Regions from separate parts of the Homo sapiens genome. Here region 2 is linked to region 1. A link is a loop called in an ENCODE intact Hi-C map of the cell type or tissue named here. Cell type or tissue: GM12878. All regions are shown on one strand.

Region 1 (2,500 bases):
AAGCAAAAGAAAAATATAAAAAGACCCAACCTAGGTCTCTTATGACAACAATGAGTTCAATTAACCCACTCTGAAGCCTTCTTGTACTTCCTGTTGTGCAACATAATCCACGTCCTTATTGTTAAGTGAGTTTCAGCTGAGATTTCTATTAATGAAACCAACAAGCATCTTAACTGATAAAGTAGTAAAATCGAGTCTAGGGACAATGAGCACTAGAAAGGGAAGAGACTACAGGTTGAGGATCCCTTATCTGAAATGCTTGGAAGTGGAAGTGTTCAGACTTCAAATTTTTTTTTTGCATCCCTAATTGGAAAATCCAAAATTGAAAATGCTCCAATGAGTATTTCCTTTGAGCATCACATTGGTGCTCAAAATGTTGTGAATTTTAGAGCATTTCAGATTTTGGATTTTTGGGTTAGGGATGCTCAATCTATTAAAAAAAAAATCTTACAGTATTACAAATAGAATCTCTCAAAAGTACTTTGTTCTTCATTAGACGGTTCAAATACCAGCCAAGGTTCAGGGGTGTGCTGTAGAGCAAAGGAACTTCAAGACTCTCCCTAAATAATATCTAATTTGGGAAACTCTCAGAAAACTAAAGCATTTCTATTCATTTTTTTTTTAACAGCTGTTAGACACTCAGCACACTTCCAGGCTCTGGGGATACAGTCGTAAAAAAAAGAGAACCCCTGCCCTTGGAGCTTACATTGCAATGGGAAGATAATTAACAAGTAAATAAATATCTTCCCATGGATTTAGTTCTACTGTATAAAAATCATGAAGTACTGAAGCAAGTTCTATCATGACCAATGTTTGACTATTATGATACATCAGGGTAGACATAAACAATAAGACTTGGTAAACTCTGTCACTCAAGTGAAAAAAGTCAAAAAGAAAAAACATAAGGACAAGAAGAAAAAGGCTGAAACACAAAGAAACCAGACCAGAAATTGTAGAAAAGTCAAAGGGAAAGATACAGAAAGACCAAGACTACAATATCATCAGACACATGCACACATACAAAAAACTAAAATAAAATAAAGAAATGGAGATTTAAATAGCATCTGTTTCAATTCTGTCATATTAGAATCAGAGTGACTAGGACAGATGGGATGTTAAACCAATTAACAAGGTCTCGAACCTGAAACTGTCTAACACCTTTTTTAAAAAACCTACTTCAAACCAAAAGAAAAGACCAAAGTTCCCAGCCCACGTCATAGAGTCCCTCTAAACCACAAGTGACTTGCCAAAACCCACCACACTGTAACACACATTCCAGGGTTGAGCTAAATCCAATCTGTCTCATAAGCTGCCCAGGCAGGCAAGAATCACCACATAGAAAAGGATAGAAATTCCTGCACCCTTTTCTATGTCATATATAGTAAAGTAGGCCTTGCAAGGAGAGAGAAAACTTTAAATGAAAGAAAATTTCTAAAGTGAACAACACAAAAATTGAAAATTCGTGAAAAAAATTATCCCAAATTTCTTTCCGTACTATTAAAGTCTCTGACAAGGTACTAACAAACAAGTAAATTAAATGACTTGGGTTCCTTATTTTCTCTCAGAGTAAATTTAAGGAAATGTTAAGTAGCCACTGAATTGTTTAACAACTTCAAGTAAAAAGGTAAAGTAAATAAGTTACCAAGATAAGTCATAAGCACTTGACTAAAGGGCTCACTCTTCTAGCACACAGTTAAATTATTTTAGACAGAACAATACGTAATTGCAATTAAGTGCTTTTCCTACTCTTATAATATACTACATATTAAAATGGTTTCAGAGTTTAGATCACAGGTCCATGGGTAATGCCACTGTGGGGAATCCTGACACTGGGTCTTAATATCAAGAAAATACAGAGGATGTTTAACTCAAAGCCCTTCTAAAACGTACATTTTTAAAGATTTTGGCAGGAAGCTTTAAGATTTCTTTAAGCATAAACATTTATTCAATTTACAAATATTTATTGAGTACCTACTTTATATGAGGCACTATACCAGCACAATTAATGCAATTTGAAAATAAGAATTACTCTTACATGCATGAGGAATAGTCAGTTATTCTTGATCATGGAAGATGGCAAAATATGGCTATGCCTTGTAAGTAAAATGACTACATATCCTTGTTTACACCTTTCGTCCTAGCTCTCTGTCACTGACAAAAGTATTCCAGTTTAATCACTGAATTATATGGTTACCCCACCACAGTGGGTAAGCAGACAGGTGCTATATGGTAGCTAGTTACCATAATGCCAAATATTACCTAGATTTCTTTTTTATGTTGTAGATAAGAATAGGCTACCCTTAGATAAAATGTAAAGACTCAGATGTTATATCAACATGATAAAAGCATTCTGTGGTTGCTGAATAATAACTTTTAAAAGGATTTGTTTTCTTACTTCAAACACCCAGTAGTCAAATATTTCATCATTCTGTGCTACTGGATTAATGGTTTGCAACTAACCCAGGCAGATCTCAACAGCCACGTGACCAAGGAAAGACCC
Region 2 (2,500 bases), 130 kb before region 1:
CCATAAAGTACATACTTTTCCGAAAATTTTCTTTTGTTCCACCTTCGTTGTTATTTTTAGTTTTATAAAGCAATGACAGCAGACAAAAATTAAGGCTAAGATATTATCTATACTTTCCAAAGACAGCAGTAGAGACAGCTGTAATTGTCAAATAATGTTTGTGACATAGACACCTGGTTGGCCATTCAAGCTGAGACCCAGACAAAGTGACACTGTGCTACAGACTTGAGCTAACTTACGAATGTCCAAGCTGAAAACGAAACAGGAACTGTGAACACAACTATACACTTCCTACCATAGTAGGAGATTTTATTTACATAATATATGTATACATTATACATATAAATAGACATATAATTTATCCTTTAAGAATATAATTCTGCCATGTAAGATATATTCCTAATATACCATAAAGTTTAAAAAGCAGTAACAAATACTGTTTTAAAATTATGTAAAGTAGATGTATACATCTATAAAAATGGATGTATACATATATAAAAGTAGATGTATACATATATACAAGTAGATGTATACATATATAAAAATCATATACATAGAAGTATACACACACACACACACACACACACACACACACACACACACACACAATTTCTTCCCAGCTCCACCCCTAACTGTTCTCTATGTCTGGTTTGTTTGGTTTTGGGGTTGTAGGTTGTTTTTGTTTTTTCTTTTTAGGTACACATACCTGGCCCCCTTATCAGATTTACTGAATTAGAATTTGCAGGAATGAAAACAAGGCATATATATATTTATAAAAAGTATTATTATTATTATTATTATATGCTGAAGTGAAGCCAAATTTATGCTAGTATTAGAAATATTTATTTCTGCAGATTAATAGTTAACACTCGTCTGCTGTTAAACTAAGCAAAACTAAATCTGTACTTTCAGATATTCTAAAGGTCAACTTATGGGAAAGTGGTCTCTAGCAAAGACTTACCTAAGGGTTAATCTGAAAATCTGACTAAGCCACAGGCAAAATATACCAACCAAAAAACCTGAATAATGGACCATAAAATATACTCTAAAAGCAAAGGAGTATTAGTGAACAAAACTATTGTTTTTGTTCTCTCAGTGGTTATGGAGGCTGACGTCTGCTGAGGTGAAATCTCACAGGAAACAGTGGTTGAGGCTAATTCTATAACATGTAACAGGTACCATATTTTGGCGCCTGGGATAAAAGGTATTGTTCTAACATGAGTCAAAACATCCTGGGAAAGAAAAAAAAAATCTTATATTTCAAGGGCATTGAAACTAGAAAGCTAAATTCAGATAAAACTTAAATTTCTAACCTGTGTGGGAAAAAACTTAAATTGTTTGGGTCAAATAATGGTGTGAGCAATCACATAAGGAAGAGAGATGACATGTTTTAAAGTGAAATGAAAAAGTAGTGCCTAAGCATTTATGTAATTACCCACCATTTTAACTTCAACAAATTCTCCAAATTCGAGAGCTAACAATTTTAATCAACATTGTAATAATTTCAGTAAAATTCAACTGCCCATCTTTGACTTGGAGATTACTACCTAACGCAGGGCCAGGACAAAGTAGCATTTACCAGAGAGAGAAAATGAGGGAACTGGTAGGGCCTTAGCACACAGTCCACTGGCTATCAAGGCGACTACCCAAATATCCATGAGAAGAAACCTTTCCCACGCGGACCTCAGCTGCACAGTGGTTTAGTGCCTCTTCTCCTACATACACATTACACCTCTTTTCCTTGACTGATGGATAGAATCCCTATCAATTCAGTGAGAGCTCTTTTCTTTATTGGAACAGGAGAAGGGAATGATAAAAACTACCCCCATTAAATACAAGATGTATTTAAAGGAATGTATATTCCTTTATAAAGAATTGTGCTGTTTTCAGAAACATTTGGATGGAAAAGGGAAAAAATGCATCTCAACAGAGGAAATACGTCAATTTAAGAACTTAAATAAGAACATTAAAGAACAGTATTTCAGAGATGAGCAAGGAATGTGCCAGCTGAGAACTTCCATCCCAAGAGGTGGTGATATTCATGGAGTATAACCCTAAAAAGCCAACCTATGACAGAGACAAAAGTGAATCATAAGAAAGACCTGGATTCCCAGATTCTATTCTTTTCAACTGTAATGCCACTGAATATGCTACAGAATAACTGCAACTTACGCTGAATTTTTATATATAACTAACTTAGTGACGGTGCTGCTTTTTTAAAAATGAAAATGTTTGTATAATATGCAAACATTATATTTTTGGTAATATGATGGCTGGAACTCAGCAAATCAGATAGCCTTTGTAACATAATCGTCAGTTTGATTTACTTCGATGCTTTTCTTTTCCCACTGCTAAATCTTGAGGTCATGTCCAAGTGAATGAAATAGTTACTCTACCGAGTCACTATCGAAAAGTGCAGGTGTGGGCTATTCATAGGAGGTACACTCCTGCTTTCCTTTTTCATCTACATAGGAGGGAGTAAAAAGGAGGCTTGAGGGAG

Evidence for each region. Hi-C counts contacts between places; a loop is a spot of excess contacts. Peaks named below come from ENCODE experiments on the same cell type or tissue, not always from the same donor. Only the 100,000 strongest peaks of a DNase experiment are listed, where the experiment ranks them.
Region 2: a loop joins it to region 1, with 10 times the contacts of the local background. A loop is called at or near these places in 1 of 110 quality-filtered maps.

Annotation. Positions count from the first base shown.
Region 1 is chr6:20,707,248-20,709,747 of GRCh38, reverse strand. The region is part of intron 5 of CDKAL1 (CDKAL1 threonylcarbamoyladenosine tRNA methylthiotransferase); the gene reads right to left. Among named protein-coding and RNA genes, the nearest start is that of CDKAL1, 170 kb to the right of the region's middle. RefSeq lists an enhancer at 1,003-1,052. In GM12878, no CTCF peak of the experiment used is centred here; a DNase peak (open chromatin) is centred at 1,197; H3K27ac peaks cover 296 bases.
Region 2 is chr6:20,836,046-20,838,545 of GRCh38, reverse strand. The region is part of intron 8 of CDKAL1 (CDKAL1 threonylcarbamoyladenosine tRNA methylthiotransferase); the gene reads right to left. Among named protein-coding and RNA genes, the nearest start is that of CDKAL1, 300 kb to the right of the region's middle. In GM12878, no CTCF peak of the experiment used is centred here; a DNase peak (open chromatin) is centred at 1,105.